Linked DNA regions of Homo sapiens: all the other regions are linked to region 2. A link is an interaction called in ENCODE POLR2A ChIA-PET data of the cell type or tissue named here. Cell type or tissue: PC-9. All regions are shown on one strand. Each heading gives the region's core, and the rest is flanking DNA. Links, peaks and the distances in the headings are about the cores only.

Region 1 (5,000 bases), core at 1-5,000, 460 kb after region 2:
GTAATCCCAGCACTTTGGGAAGCCGAGGTGGACAGATCACCTGAGGTCAGGAGTTCGAGACCAGCCTGGCCAACATGGCGAAACCCCGTCTCTATTAAAAATACAAAAATTAGCCAGTCCCGGTGGCGCACACCTGTAATCCCAGCTACTTGGGAGGCTGAGGCAGGAGAATCGCATGAACCTGGGAGGTAGAGGTTGCAGTGAGCCAAGATTGCACCACTGCACTTCAGCCTGGGAGGCAGCGCGAGACTCCATCTCAAAAAAAAAAAAAAAAAAAAAAAGAACATAGGTGGGGTCTACATGGGAAAGGTTTTCCATCAAGGTTCGTTGGGGCCCTCGATGAACGAGCACATGTCAGCAAAGGGACACAGCTAGAGCGAGACTGGGAGAAGTCTCTAGGGAGAAGGCAGGTGGGGTGGCTGGACCACCGGGCGTGCAGGCAGTGACCAGAAGCACCAGAGTCTCTGCTACTTGTCAGAGGTCGAGGAAGACCCAATTCTGGCTTGTGCGGAGCTCAGCACCATGAAGGATAAAGACAAGGAAACTGAGAATTGGGAAGCCTGTGGAAAGCGCCCTGGAAGAGGCTCCAGAGTCACGAAGTGAGCCCCAGGCCGGGCGTGACTCCAGCCGCTGCACAGTGCAGGGGTGCTTCACAGATCCCTGCCTTGCCCCCCATCAGGGCTGTTTAGACTGAACGCCGGGGGCCGGGGGCCGGGGGGGTGGTCTGTTCTCGGCTGTGAGGCGATGCCTCTGTCCCACCTCCTCTAGAGAGGAGCTGGGGACAGCCCCAGGCCTCACATCCAGTCCTCCTCCTCTCTCTCCTTAGATTCTCTTCAGGGGAAGAGTCCACATCCCACCTCATCATGTCCCGAAGAAGCCAGCGCCTCACGCGCTACTCCCAGGGTGACGATGACGGCAGCAGCAGCAGCGGAGGGAGCTCGGTGGCTGGGAGTCAGAGCACCCTGTTTAAAGACAGTCCTCTCAGGTAGGGACCCAAGGGAGTGCCACGGCCCCTGACAGCCCCACAAGCTTTTGGTCACTGCCCGCACGCCCTGTGGTCCAGCCATCCCCCTGCCTTCTTGTTGCAACCTTGGGTGGAAATCGAAGGACGTGGGCCCCCGTCCGGTCGAGGGGGTCCTTCCTTGCTCCATGTGTATGAGCACACAGCACCCATTCTTCTCCCACCGACTGTGAGCCGGGGCTGCTGCCCTCATGCTTAGAAAACAGGAAGTGGTAGGTCGGGCGCGGTGGCTCACGCCTGTAATGCCAGCTCTTTGGGAGGCCAAGGGAGGTGGATCACCTGACCCTGACCAACATAGTGAAACTCCGTCTCTACTAAAAATACAAAAATTAGCCCGGCATGGTGGCAGGCAGCTGTAATCCCAGCTACTCAGGAGGCTGAGGCAGGAGAATCGCTTGAACCTGGCAGGCAGAGGTTGCAGTGAGCGAGATCATGGCATTGCACTCCAGCCTGGGTTGACAAGAGTGAAACTCCATCTCAATCTCAAAAAGAAAAAAAGGAAAGAAAGAAAACAGGAAGTGGAGAGAGGCAGCTTCAACCATAAGCCAGGCCGGAAACCCCAAAACTGCAGGCTGGGCTCACAGGAACCCCCCCTGCTCTGGACGGGCGTGTCAGCCTTACCATCCTTCCTGGCCCCACGCCTGCATGTCTCACCACCTGTCCGGCCTCAGCAGCTGGCCAGCGACATGGCTGAGAACAGGCGCAGTCCTCAGGCCACTGGGAAATGGGCTGTGGCAGCAGCTGCCTGGTCGTCCTGCCCGGCTCACAGGCATGGGGCCCAGAAGACAGGCCCTGAGGCTTTGGCTAGCTCTGAGGCCAGGTCAGGTCTGTCTGGTTTCAGTGGGTTGTAAAGTTTGAATGTGGCTCCATCCCTAGCTGCCGCTGCCCGTCTTGCCCATCTGCTGGTGAGATTCAGAGAGAACAGGAGAGGACGTGCCAGCATTGGGAGAGTCAGGGGAATGGCAGCTGCGAGTTGCCTAGCAACAAGGGAACCCACACCCTGCACTAGGCAGGGCCGCAGGCTGTGGCTTTCCTTCATGCTCCTGGCTGGGCTCACCTCCCTGCTCCCTACCTCTGCCCTCATGGTTGTCCCACAGGACCTTGAAGAGGAAATCCAGCAACATGAAGCGCCTGTCCCCAGCGCCACAGCTGGGCCCGTCCTCTGATGCACACACCTCCTACTACAGTGAGTCGCTGGTCCACGAGTCCTGGTTCCCACCCAGGAGCTCCCTGGAGGAACTGCATGGTGACGCCAACTGGGGTGAGTGTGGAGCCCTCCGTCCCGGGGCTTTGCTTCCTCGGCCTCCCGCGAGATACTCCTCACAGTGTCCCCTGCAGTCCCCGGGATTCCCTCCTCAGAGCACCTCTCTGCCCAGACCCCACTTTTCAGAAGCTCTTGGAGGCCCAGAAGAGCCCCTGGTTCTTCCCTGCACAGGTGAGGACCTGCGGGTGCGGAGGAGGAGAGGCACGGGTGGCTCAGAGAGCAGCAGGGCCAGCGGGCTTGTGGGGCGCAAGGCCACCGAGGACTTCCTGGGCTCTTCCTCGGGCTACTCCTCTGAGGACGACTACGTGGGTAGGCGATGCTTCCTCCCTCCTGAGCAGATCCGAGGCTGCTGGGAGGCCTCAGGAAGGCTGGGCAGGGAGCCCCGGGGAGCTGGAGAGAGGGCAGCATGTGGCAGGCACAGCGCCCCTCCCATGCCCGGCCCTGGGTGCGCCCCAGCCTGGCCTGCGGTGGCCCCTGGTGCCCTGGGCTGTGACTGCCCTTCACTTGTCTGTCCTCCCCACCCCACGAGTCTATGGCAACCTAAGGCCAACATCCTTGCATTCAGGCCCATTCCAGCACTTTCCTGTGGGGCTCACACATGGTGGGTGCTCAGTCATTCTGAGTGGTGTGCATGTCAGACCCCAGCACCTAGTTCTGAACAGCAGCTTGAGGGGTGGCTGGTGAGGAGAGGGATGCAAACAGGAAGCTGTCAGAAGAAACAGAATGTCAAAGAGCTCCCATTTCATTCCTTACTGCACACCGGGCCTGTGTGGGGCTGTGGGGATGTGAAGGAGGGTGGGTGACTTGTGGTCTTGGCTCACAGAAGACAGTGAAGGAAGAGGCTCGAAAGTGACAGAGACTGAGCCAGTGTCCTCGTTCCCCGCAGGCTACTCGGATGTGGACCAGCAGAGTTCCAGCTCGCGGCTCCGAAGCGCCGTCTCACGGGCGGGCTCCTTACTCTGGATGGTGGCCACTTCGCCAGGTGGGCTGCAACCCGTGCCCAGTTACTTCCATTCTTGGTGATAGTGCTTTCTTACCCATCTCTCTGCAGTTGGGCATCCTGCCCATGCAGAGAGACTGTAGGACCATTGGGGAAAGGTCATTCTAGAATAATCACTGGGAGCCCAGAGCTGTGGGGACCCCCTTGCGTGGAAGGGAAGGAGTAGCTGCAGAGCAGGACAGAGGGTGTGGGCAGGTGGGATCCAAGGACCTGGGTCCCGGTAGGGCAGGACAGAGGCATACTGGCAGGTGGGGGTGGGGTAGGGGCAGGGAGGACGGCAGACGGGACAAAGGAGCGGTGCCCCCAAACACCATATGGAGCCTTCGGCTTGATGGTCATTCTTCCAGGCCGGCTCTTCAGACTTCTCTACTGGTGGGCTGGCACCACCTGGTACCGCCTGACCACAGCTGCCTCCCTCCTTGACGTCTTCGTTTTAACCAGGTGAGCGAGACTCCACCCTTGCCAATAAATCGCAAGGCCCTGGGGTGAAGGGACGGGTAAAGTGTGTCAACCTGTAATGGTCGATTCTCTGAGGGTTTTCCCCAGTTTCCCTGGAGCCTTTATTAGCGATCACGGAGTAGCTTCCCCAAAGCCCACCCCTGCCTGACAGAGGATGGACTCAGAGTCAGGTTCTTCTCCCCGAATTGATAGCCCTTCGAGGCAGGATTCCAGAGCACAGATTATTTCTTCTTGGACACATTCTACTAAACGCCACACTAGTCTAGCCGTGCCTGGCTCTCAGACACACGATGGCTTTCCTCCTGCAGGGTAGGCCCACTGACTCCAGGCAAGAAGTGGGGTTTCCCAGAAAGTCCATCTTCCTTCTTGGGCCTGGGACAATCTAACCCCCCGAGTTCCCCACTCATGGTCAGAGCCACAAAGAGGCTCTGCCTGAGGATGCTATGGGTTCATTCCCCAAGTCCCTAAACCAGCAGAACCAGGATTTGAGAATGTGCCCCTTAGGCAGAAGAACACGGAACCCAGAAGTCAGGATCCCTCTGGCCGTAATCCAGGTCCGGGCAGAGGGGACAGCTGGCCATACTGAAACAAGGGGCAAGGATGGGTTTGTGTCACCAAAAACAGGTTCCTTGTTGTTATTTAAGGAGTTACTTTTTTTTTCTATATTTGCATACTTAGAGGACCTGTCCATATAAAAATTTTTGAGTTTTTCAAAGACCACACTATTTTTAATAACATCAGTAAAATTCAGTCAAAATTGTCCCATCACTCTAAGACCTGCCCAGCAGGAAAGGCTCTGACGTGTCCAGGCTGGCCCTGGCACAGTGAGAAGCTCAAGCTATCCTCCTTAGCTCTAGTTCAGCACCCAGGAAAACATCTCAGGGTACTCCCTGGGTGGAACGTGGAGGCCTGGAGCTCCCCTCACACCTCCGCCTCCCCCGTCCTGCCCTCCCGCGTGGTCCAGGCGCTTCTCGTCCCTGAAGACGTTCCTCTGGTTCCTGCTGCCGCTGCTCTTGCTGACGTGCCTGACGTATGGTGAGCCTGCATGGGGAGAGCAGAGGGAGGCACAGAGATGTGTTCACCAGAGGGTGGTGACCTTTGGCAGGCAGGGAAGGGGCAAGACTGGGTGGGGTGTGCCTGTGACTGGGCAGGGCCTGAGCCCTGGACCCTGGATCATCTCTGCATGGCCCTCCCCACCTCTCCTGAGCCTCTTTTGTGCCGCCCTGGGCAGGAGCACACCCTAGTGCCGCAACATT
Region 2 (6,265 bases), core at 611-5,610:
TTTCCTGACTTTTTAATGATCACCATTCTAACTGGTGTGAGATGGTATCTCATTGTGATTTTGATTTGCAATTCTCTGATGACCAGTGATGATGAGCATTTTTTCATGTATCTGTGGGCTGTATAAATGTCTTCTTTGGAGAAGTGTGTGTTCATATCCTTTACCCATTTTTTGATGGAGTTGTTTGTTTTTTTTTCCTGTAAATTTGCTTAAGTTCTTTGTAGATTCTGGATATTAGCCCTTTGTCAGATGGGTAGATTGCAAAAATTTTTTCCCATTCTGTAGTTTGCCTGTTCACTCTGATGGTAGTTTCTTTTGCTGTGCAGAAGCTCTTTAGTTTAATTAGATCCCATTTGTCTATTTTGGCTTTTGTTGCCGTTGCTTTTGGTGTTTTAGTCGTGAAGTCCTTGCCCATGCTTATGTCCTGAATGGTATTGCCTAGGTTTTCTTCTAGGGTTTTTAATGGTTTTAGGTTTAACATTTAAGACTATAATCCACCTTGAATTAATTTTTGTAAAAGGTGTAAGGAAGGGATCCAGTTTCAGCTTTCTACATATGGCTAGCCAGTTTTCCCAGCACCATTTATTAAATAGGGAATCCTTCCCCCTTTTCTTGTTTTTGTCAGGTTTGTCAAAGATCAGATGGTTGTAGATGTGTGGTGTTATTTCTGAGGCCTCTGTTCTGTTCCATTGGTCTATATCTCTGTTTTGGTACCAGTACCATGCTGTTTTGATTACTGTAGCCTTGTAGTATAGTTTGAAGTCAGGTAGCATGATGCCTCCAGCTTTGTTCTTTTGGCTTAGGATTGTCTTGGCAATGTGGGCTCTTTTTTGGTTCCATATGAACTTTAAAGTAGTTTTTTCCAATACTGTGAAGAAAGTCATTTGTAGCTTGATGGAGATGACACTGAATCTATAAATTACCTTGGGCAGTATGGCCATTTTCACGATAATGATTCTTCCTATCCATGAGCATGGAATGTTCTTCCATTTGTTTGTGTCCTCTTTTATTTCGTTGAGCAGTGGTTTCTAGTTCTCCTTGAAGATGTCCTTCACATCCCTTGTAAGTTGGATTCCTAGGGAATTGTGAATGGGAGTTCACTCATGATTTGGCTCTCTGTTTGTCTGTTATTAGTATATAGGAATGCTTGTGATTTTTGCACATTGATTTTGTATCCTGAGACTTTGCTGAAGTTGCTTATCAGCTTAAGGAGATTTTGGGCTAAGACAATGGGGTTTTCTAAATATACAATTATGTCATCTGCAAACAGGGACAATTTGACTTCCTCTTTTCCTAGTTGAATACCCTTTATTTCTTTCTCTTGCCTGATTGCCCTGGCCAGAACTTTCAACACTATGTTGAATAGGAGTGGTGAGAGAGGGCATCCCTGTCTCGTGCCAGTTTTCAAAGGGAATGCTTCCAGTTTTTGCCCATTCAGTATGATATTGGCTGTGGGTTTGTCATAAATAGCTCTTACTATTTATTATTCATATTCTTATTATTTATATTTCACTAATCCCTGTTGGTCAGGCTGTTGGGACAGTGACCTGGTCCTGTGCCTGTTTTTATTTTTTTTATTTTTTTTATTTTTTATTTTTTAGACAGAGTTCCGTTCTTGTCACCCAGACTGGAGTGCAATGGTGCAATCTCAGCTCACTGCAACTTCTACCTCCTCGGTTCAAGCAATTCTCCTGTCTCAGCCTCCCAAAGTAGCTGGCGCCTGCCACCATGCCCAGCTAATTTTTTGTATGTTTAGTTGAGACAGGGTGTCACCATGTTGGTCAGGCTAGTCTCGAACTCCTAACCTCAGGTGATCACCCTCCTCGGGCTCCCAAAGTGCTAGGATTAAAGGCGTGTGCCACAGCACCCGGCCCTGTGCCTGTGACAGTGATGCACCCCCACCACCCCTGGCAGTCACTGCTGCCTCGGGCTTCTGTCATCTCAGGTCTTGGTTTCCACTCCAGAAATCCAGAGGCAGGCCACTGGCCAGACACCTTCCCTGGACACTAACACATTCCGAAGGGTGTTGGGCCCTCTGCAAGGTGGCTCGCCGTGTGGGTGTAGGGCCGGTACTTTGGGTCCTTGGGCATTGTGGTAAAGGGTCATCCATGCTCAGTCCATTCCTCTGGCTCTGTCATGCCTTGGTGTCTCTGTCATCTCCAGGTTGGGGGGGGGGGGGGCAACCTCTGCGTTGGCCTTCACCTCACCTGCCAGCCGACAAAGCAGTGGTAGAAACAATCAGGGCCGCCCCCCGCTGATGAAGTTGGCACCTTGGATGCAGGGCCCCCTGTTGGTGGAGCAGCATGGATACATTCAGCCCCATCCAAAGCTGCATTCGCTCCTCCTTGACGTATGTCCTCAGAACCCACTCACACATCTCCCCCAGATGTCTGATGATAGGAAATGACATTCTACACAGGTTTTGGTTTGAGATTGCTATTTAATCTCGCCCCTCAGGGCCTCCTGCCACCTGACTCCAGCTGAAGACTCTGAGGATGGGGGCCACATGAGGGTGATTACAGGGTCCCTTCTTCGGCAGGACCAGCCGCATCAGACAGCGAAGAGGAGCTGCTCAGCTGGCAAGGGGACTTGGCGGGGAGTGAGGGTTCAGGGTGTTCCAATCAGCCAGAATCCTCCTTAGAGCTGGTGAGGCCATGGCATCGCTCATGATGTAATTCACCATTCTGTAGGCTCGAATTTTGAGTTTCATTTTTGGCTGTCTCAGTCTTACCACAGTGAGAATTAGGAAACATTTTTACTGCAGTTATAGAAGTCCTTCGTTTTCTTTCTTCCCTTATTTTTTATTTTTTAGTTTTTTTGTTTTTAAGACAGGTTCTTGCTCTGTCACTCAGGCTGGAGTGCAGTGGTGTGATCAAAGCTCACTGCAGTCTCGATTTCCCCGACTCAAGCCATTCTCCCGCCTCAGCCTCCCAAGTAGCTAGGACTACAGGTGCACACACCATGCCTGGCTGATATATATATTTTTAAACTTTTTAGTAGAAAAAAGTAAAAACAGGGTCTTTACTTAGTAGAGATGGGGGTCTCACTATGTTGCCCAGGTTGGTCTCGAACTCCTGAGCAAAAGTGATCCTCCTGCCTCGGCCTCGCAAAGTACCGGGATTACAGGCATGAGGTACTGCACCTGGCCCAGAAGTCCTCAGTTTTTGATCTGGGTCTTGAGCCAAGAATTTAGGAATTTAGGAGACGGGCTTCTGCATCTTTAACAGTGCAGTGCTGTAGAGCCCATTCAGTCTAATTCCTCATTCCTTTCATTCTTTTCTAAGGCAATGAATTCTCAATGAAGCTTTGTTTTCAACGGGCTCTTCCTTCCCGGTGACTCCAGGTGGCAAATCTGACATTCTGCTTCCCCTGCATGCCATGGCTTCCAGATCTGAGCCCTTATGATGTGCTGAATTTTTACTGACTTCAGCCCCAAGCAGTCCAGATAACCAATTCCAGCTTCTCCGAGCTTCCTCCAACATCCACTGCCTGTAACCACTCCTGACACCAACTTCTATATAAGGCAAGGTTCTTAGTTGCAGGTAACATAAACCAGCTCCGGTTAACTTATAAAGAAACGGATGTTCAAAGAATGGATATTGAAAAGGATATTCAAAGAATTCCAGGTGACTCATGCATTGCTGAGCAGGCTTGGAGACCTGGTTTTGTGGTATGCAAACAGGATCAGTCCTCTCCAATGCAGCCTGAGGTCAGTGCTCTGAACACCTGTTTGACACTGCAGCCCCTGTGACTGGCACCTTCCAACTGAATACCCAGCACTGGGCACTGTGGCTCCACGGCTCAGCCAGGGAGACGCTCTGCTTCTTTGCAGCACTAATTTTGTTGTTCAGTCTTGAGTTGGTGTGCCTGACTGGTGAGCCTCACAGACTTCAGCTGTGTCTGAGAAAGGGCGTAGTGGGGATTTTTAGTTTCTAGGCGGGCGGGCGGGGGGTGGTCCCTGGGTCCACAGCCTACAAGGTGCGGTTCAGACGGTGTGTGGTCAAAACAACGAAACGTAAGTGGAATGTCTGTTTCATTCTGTACCACGTTTCTTCCATTTCTTCCAGCTGAGCACAGGATGAGGCTGCCTGCCCAGATAGCTGTCCCTTCTGACTTAGGATCTCTTTGGCTGTACATTGAAGGATGAAGAAGTGTGTAGCTGTTTTACCTATGACTGGATTCCCAGATCCTAGCTCAGCTGCGGACACACCATGGGCACTCACTTCATGTTGTTAGGTGATGGAACATGTCTTGTGGGGACAGGACTAAGGGTGAGACACCTGCCCCAGGTGCAAAGGTTAAAGGGGCACCAAAAATTCTCAGTGATCAAAATAAGTCATCATTTCATGCAATATGTATATATTTTTTGAGGCAGAGTCGTGCTCTGTCACCCAAGCTGGAGTGCAGTAGCGTGATCTCAGCTCACTGCAACCTTCGCCTCCTGGGTTCAAGTGATTCTTGTGCTTCAGCTGCCTGCGTAGCTGGGACCACAGGCACATGCCACCACACCTGGCTAATTTTTGTATTTTTAGGACAGACAGGGTTTTGCCATGTTGGCCAGGCTGGTCTCAAACTCCTGACCTCAATGATCTGCCTGCTTCAGCCCCCTGAAGTGCTGGAATTACAGGCGTGAGCCACCACGCTCAGCCTCATGCAGTATTTTAAGAAATCAAAATTAATGCAAACAAGTTCACCACGAGCCAGTCCGGGAGTGGTGGCTCATGCCTGTAATCCCAGCACTTTGGGAGGCCGAGGTGGGCAGATACTTGAGGTCAGGAATTTGAGACCAGTCTGGCCAACATGGTGAAACCCCGTCTCTACTAAAAACACAAAAATTAGCCAGACATGGTGGCGGGCGCTTGTAATCCCAGCTACTTGAGAGGCTGAGGCAGGAGAATCGCTTGAACCTGGGAGGCGGAGGTTGTAGTGAGCTAAGATTGCACCACTGCACTCAAGCCTGGGTGAGCGAGACTCCAACTCAAAAAAAAAAAAAAAAAAAAAAAAAAGAAAGAAAGAAAAAAAATTTACCATGAGCCAAAATTTCAAAATTTCACTTCAAGACAGGAGTTGAAACGAGCACTTACACAATGCCTCGCTCGCCTCACTCTAATCTTGGCTTTGTCAGATCCTGTCTTGTTTTAAAATGTTGTGCTCCGGGTGTGTGCCTGGCTTGCCTCACCGCAGCCCGGGCCCTGCTGACCCAGCTCCATGTTCACTGTCCTTTCTTCTTCCTTCTGTGGCCTTGGTTTTGGGTCCTCACTCTCTTTTGACCCAACCATTGAGAAACTCCTCTGGGGTTCCTTCTCCTCACCCCGGACTATCCCACCATGAGCCACGTCACTCTCTGCTGCCCCCTTAGGCTTCTTGACACAGAGTAGTCAAGCCACTCCCTTGCTCATAACCTTCTATGACTTCTGACCCCAGGCGAGGCTCACACTCACCAACAAGGCATGCAGAACCCTCTGTGGTCAGCCCAGGGAGGCTTCTTCCTCCCAAGCCTCCCCGCCTGTCACCTGCCCTCCTCCTCCATATCCAGGCCGTGCCTTTCTCCACATCTGTACTTCACTGACTATCTTCAAAGTCAACCTCAAATTCACTAGAAAACCGCCCCTGGAGGAATGTAAAATGGTATAGCCACTGTGGAAAACAGCAGGGTGGTTCCCCAGAAACATTCACACAGAATTACGATATGACCCAGCAATCCCACTTCTGGGTAGATACCCCAAAGAACTTAAAACAGGGTCTCGAAGAAATATTTGCACACCCAGGTTCACAGTGGAATGATTCACAATAGCCAAAAGGTGGAAGCATGGCCGGGCACGGTGGTTCACGCCTGTGCTCCCAGCACTTTGGGAGGTTGAGGCAGGCGGATCACCTGAGGTCAGGAGTTCGAGAGTTGGCCAGCCAACTCTCTGTTGTTCAGCCTGGCCAACAGAGTGAAACCCTGTCTCCACTAAAAATACAAAAATTAGCCGGGCGTGGTGGCGGCCACCTGTAATTCCAGCTACTCGACAGGCTGAGGCAGGAGAACCACTTGAACTTGGGAGGTGGAGGTTGCAGCGAGCCAAGATCGCGCCACTGCACTCCAGCCTGGGTGACAGAGCGATATTCCATTTTGGTATTGCTAGAAAGAAATACCAGAGGCTGGGCAATTTATAAAGATGAGGTTTCATTGGCTCACAGTTCTGCAGGCTGTACCAGCATGGCGCCAGTGTCTGCTCCTGGTGAGGCCTTACGGACGTTACAATAACGGCGGAAGGCAAAG
Region 3 (5,000 bases), core at 1-5,000, 360 kb after region 2:
ATCCCTCTAGAAGGGATGTGGCCTTCATTAGAGCAAATTGGTACCAAAGTCTTTTCTGTCTTTTCCAAAGGATGAGTGAGCTCAGAGCTTGACAAAGACATGAGCCTCCATTTAAATGACGGCCGCCAGCAATCAGCCTTTATGAACACAAGGGCCTGGGAAACATCGGTGCGGAGCCAGGGTGGGCTGATGGAAACAGAACAAAGCCGGGTGGCAGGGGTCCTCAGTCCTGTGAAATAAGGACAAGCCCCCCACCAGCTTATCCTGCCTATCACGCCTCAGGGCCTGAAACTGCAGCGCCAGCAACAGGCTCTTTCAGAGAAGATCTGGATATCCCTAGGAGTTCTCGGTAAAGGCTCAGATACTCCCAGCCGTGAGCAAGGAAACAGGACACACTTTGGAAAAGGCAAATGTGGACCCTGTCCCCCAAGGGGACTCATTAAAACGATCGTCACTCGCTAGCTCCCTTGGCAGTCCCTGCTGGCACACACGGCTTGGTCTCTGTGCAGTGGTGCCCTTGTAGAAGGCTTCTGCTCTTATCATCTCTGGTTCCCTCTGGGGGGCTCATCTGCCTGCCTGCCTGCCTTTCAAACTCAGGCACCATAAAGAGACCCTTGTCCATGAGACAGGCGGCCTGGTTTGCAGCCTCTCGGTCACTTCTCCAGGCCTCAGTGCTCCTCAGCTGGGAAGGAGACTAGGACCCCCTACTTGGCAGGCTTATTTGGATTAAAGGAGATGGTGAGTAAGAAGAAACACCTTCTAGATCTCTGTGTCCAGATATGACCACAATTCTGACTTCCAGTCTGGCATCCCAGCTATCTGCTCACCAATTCTTGATGTCCTCCTCCCATGTAACAGCTTGAGGTGAGTAGGAAAACAGTGGCTTGAGTCCCAGCTCTTCCAGCTGTGTGACCTCAGCCTGGTCAATCACCCTCTCTGGTCTCTGTATCATCTCCTATAAAATGGGGGAGGGGGCTCCCTCTAATTATCCTTCCCAACTCAGAATTACTCTAAGGATAGCTAACACGTACAGAGTGGACTTTACACTAACCAATTCATTAAATACCCACAACCCAGATGTCCTTGTCTGTTTTCTGTTGCTTATAACAGAATATCTGATACTGCGTAATTTGTAAAGGAAAGGAACTTATTTCTTACAGTTATGGAGGCTAAGAAGCTCAAGGTCAAGGAGGCTGTGTCTGGTGAGGGCCTTCTTGCTGGTGGGGACTCTACAGAGTCCCGAGGTGGCACAGGGCATCACAGGGTGAGGGGGCTGAGAGTGCTACCTCATGTCTCCCTCCTACTTCTTATAAAACCACAGCCCCATTCCCATGATAACCCATTAATCCGTTAATCTATGAATGGATTAACCCATTCATGAAAGCGGAGCCCTCATGACCCAATCATCTCTTAAGAGCCCCGTTTCTCAATGCCCCCACACTGGGGATTAAACTTCAACATGAGTGTTGGATGGGACAAATATTCTAACCGTAGCACCAGAGAGCACAGTACCCACAACATACAGATAAGGGAACTGAGGTTCAGAAATGTGATTACTTGCTTAGAAATTCTGGAGTGGTAGAGCCAGGATTTGACCCCATGCGATCATCCTTAACCACCACGCCAACACCGTTCTGTGCATGGCACCGTGGTTAAGGGCACAGTCACTGGAGCTGGACAGCCTGGCTGTACAGGGCCCTGGGAATATGTGCGTATCTGTTCTGTGCCTTAGTTTCCCCATCTATGAAATGGGAAAGGATCGTAATACCCCCTTCCTCCTGGAATTGCAGGGAGCTCTGCTGAGCGCTACACGAGCCAGGCTCTGAGCTGCACACTCGCATTTCACTCTTGCATAAATCCTCCCGTGGTGCAGCCAAGGAAGCCGGAGAGAGTGGCTGAGTCATTTGCTCCAGGTGACTCTATTAGTAAGTTGTGCAGCTGGGATTAAAATCCAACTCCTTGACTTCAAAGTCCATATTTCAATTACTCCACTCCACCTTGATGCAATGCCCTCAAACTCCACGTTTAAAACCAATCTCCCGACTGCAAAGTGCACCCCCCAACAGGCTGCCTGACTCATCTGCTTCCCTGATGGGGCCTGAACCCCAGGCCTTGTGTTTGACTCATTCCTTTCCAGCCAGCCATCAGCGTTTGTGACTAACTGACCCCTTAGTGGAAATGTCACTCGGATCCGTTCCTTCCTCTCCAGCCCTGCTGCCCCCCTGCAGCCCAGACCCCCAAAGCTGAGGACAATGGAGACCAAGTACCCATGCCAAAGTGTAGTGTTGCAAAGGAGCTGAGAAAAAAAAAAATGCTCCTGGTCCCTCACCCCTTCAAGGCTGAGTAGCTAGGGAGCCTCGTGTGTGGTGGGAGGCTGGAGAGGGAGGTGTCTTCTTAAGTGGCTGTGGCTAGTGCTGGTGGCAGGCAAACCTCAGAGAAGAGAAAGAACCAAGCCTGGACCCAGCCCAAGGTGGGCCTGCGGGCTGGCAAGCTCGACGGGCAGGAGCAGGGAGGGGCCCAGCTGGCAGCGCTGCCCACCCCACCCTGGCTTCATGTGTAGTCCCTTCTTCCAACCTGTGGAATCTCTCCACCTGCCCCCCACTTCTAGGGCTCACCTTGGGTACTTGAGCTAGATCAGGAGACAGATGGTATTTGAGGAGGAGCTACCAGGCACCCTTGATTCCTCGCTGGACACACACGAATGGCCACCCAGGTGAGATCTCAGGTGCCCCTACCTCACCATAGGCAGGTTAGGTTTATGCATACCCATTTTACAGATGAGGAAAGGAAGTTTCCCCGAGCCCTAGGACTCAGCTTCCCTGTCTCCAAGTGCAGTGGCTGTAGAACCCTGGGAGCCACCTGAAAATGCCTTTCCTAGAGGAGCTGCAGAGGTGGCCACCATTCCTTAGGGTCCATTGGGCAGGAGGAATCAAATGTACCCTGGACATGCCCTGGGTGCCAGTGACCCACATATGAAGAACATAAGGTTTGAGGCCTTGAGGAGTCCACAGCCTCATTGGGGAAACACAAGTTACAGACAGTGCAACAGAAACTGGTGCTGGGACCACTGGTGAGCCAAGGAGGGGGCCATGGTGGCAGTTTTGAGACACACTCCAGAGGTGGAGGGGGAGAGTACGGGGAGGAGGGGGCTTCCCAGGACGGACTTGGCTGCCTCCTCACCCAGCAGGGGCCAGTCCACACACCCTTTGAAGGGCAGTGTCAGAATGTGAGCTGGGGAACCTGAGTCTGACAACTTCGGGTTCAAATGCCAGTGGTACCCCCACAGACCAGGGGCTTCAGGACAAATGACCGAATGTCTCTGAGCTTTGATTTTCTCATCTGTGACATGGAAAGATTATACTGTAGAGTTCCAGGGCTGCCAAGGTGAGAGCCCAGTACAGTAAGAAGTGGCAGGAGGAATAGGCCAGCAAACAGGGGCTGCAGGAGGCCCTTGAGACAGTGAGGGCACCCCCACCCCGCCCCTACAGCATCCTTGGCCGGCCACTCCTTCTGGTCTTTCTTTACTGGGCCTGGACTCAGGCACGCACTTTCCAGCCAACTCCAAGGGCCCCCCACAAGGTGGACACACGTTTCCTCCTTGGTTCTCGGCCCCTCCTGAGCCTGTGCGGGAACAGATGTCCTTGCTTCCTGCCCAAATCTGCAAGCTGGGTTGGCTCCTTTTGCTGCTTCCAGGGAGGCAGAAACTCTGGATGGAAATCTCTGGGCTTCCCCTGAGAGGAAAGCTCTCTTTTCCCTGGCTTCTGCCCTCCTCTCTGGTCTGGGCTCCCAATCCCAGTATCCACTGCTGATGTGTGAACACTTCTGGGCCCCAGTTGAGCCCTGCACCCCACTTGGAAGCCCTCAGACTGGCGTGTGTTGATTGAATACACGTATGATCCTTCATCTGAATGATTCCCCAACTCCGCTCAGAACGGGGGCGGGACGGGAATCAAGAAAGGGCACAGCAACTAGGGAGTAAGCACTGTAGGCAGCCGGGGAATCAAAGGCAAAGGCGTCAAGAAGGGAAGGAACATTTATTGAGCACCTAGTATATGCTAGGAATAAATAAGGAAGGCATAGCAAGTACCGAGCCTTGCCCTGATAACACACAGTAGCATGGTAGGAAATGGTCCCTGTCTTGAGTCCCTGGGAGAGATTTTACACACATCTCACCTGCCCTCATTTCCTTCCCATTACAATCCTATACATAGGTACCACTGGCTCCACCTTACAGGTGAGGAGACTGAGGCAGCTCAGGTCTTGAGACCGGACCTAGATGGAGACTTCAGGATGGACACAGACACTCTCTTTGTCCCCAATCTCTTTACCAACCCCCCTGGGGAAAAGAACTCTTTGTTCACAAGCACACCCCAAAAGGTACCACACGTTTTCTCAATAAATGTTTTTTGAGGCCGGGCGCGGTGGCTCACATCTGTAATCCCACCCATCTGCCCAAACTCCTTCACTGGGAGTTTGAGCACCCACGAGTGCCAGCCCTGGAGTCACAGAGAGGAGGGTGCTGCAGCTGGTCCCTGCCCTCGAGGAGCTCACAGTGTGCAGGCAGCAGGGAAAGAGGGAGATGCTAGAGGAGAGGGAAGGATGGAGGTCGAGGGAAGAGAAAGACGTGTGTGTTTCATTGCTATGTGATACATACCAGCACTGAGACAGTGTGGTGGGAGAATGGGTTTGAAGATAGCCAGGGTGACCAACTGTCCGTGTTTGCCCAGGACTGAGAGGTTTCCCAGGATGCTAGCATTTCAGTGCTGACACTGGGAAAATTCCAGGCCAGATGGGATGAGTTCGTCACCCTAAGCCTGTGTTCAAATCCTGGCTCTGCCATGTGCCTGGTGAAACCGCCAGTTACCTAATTAGCATCCAATCACCCATCTTTTAGAAATGACTTTATTACAGTCTAAAGGCCTTCCCTGTGCAATTCCTCTTTCTCCCTCCTCCCCCCTTTTAAAAGTGTATCTCAGTTCAAAAAACTTTTATTTTTATTT

What was found. Peaks named below come from ENCODE experiments on the same cell type or tissue, not always from the same donor. Only the 100,000 strongest peaks of a DNase experiment are listed, where the experiment ranks them.
Region 1: POLR2A ChIA-PET joins it to region 2 with 6 read pairs; 2 of 35 experiments call an interaction of 5 or more read pairs at or near these places.
Region 3: POLR2A ChIA-PET joins it to region 2 with 5 read pairs; 3 of 35 experiments call an interaction of 5 or more read pairs at or near these places.

Annotation. Positions count from the first base shown.
Region 1 is chr22:38,748,492-38,753,491 of GRCh38, reverse strand. It overlaps SUN2 (Sad1 and UNC84 domain containing 2), which reads left to right. Exons shown (of 18, transcript NM_015374.3): 2 at 827-985; 3 at 2,119-2,282; 4 at 2,457-2,594; 5 at 3,172-3,267; 6 at 3,633-3,726; 7 at 4,709-4,779. The coding sequence starts at 864. Among named protein-coding and RNA genes, the nearest start is that of SUN2, 5.0 kb to the left of the region's middle. RefSeq lists an enhancer at 1,299-1,348. In PC-9, for the core only: no CTCF peak of the experiment used is centred there; a DNase peak (open chromatin) is centred at 1,921; H3K4me3 peaks cover 19 bases; H3K27ac peaks cover 547 bases.
Region 2 is chr22:39,212,041-39,218,305 of GRCh38, reverse strand. No RefSeq gene overlaps it. Among named protein-coding and RNA genes, the nearest start is that of PDGFB, 30 kb to the left of the region's middle. RefSeq lists enhancers at 1,529-2,146, 2,790-3,989, 4,006-4,624, 4,625-5,244. In PC-9, for the core only: CTCF peaks have their summits at 2,308 (motif pointing left), 3,325 and 5,292; DNase peaks (open chromatin) are centred at 3,305, 3,635 and 5,405; H3K4me3 peaks cover 2,560 bases; H3K27ac peaks cover 3,892 bases.
Region 3 is chr22:38,848,627-38,853,626 of GRCh38, reverse strand. No RefSeq gene overlaps it. Among named protein-coding and RNA genes, the nearest start is that of NPTXR, 7.1 kb to the right of the region's middle. In PC-9, for the core only: no CTCF peak of the experiment used is centred there; a DNase peak (open chromatin) is centred at 1,986.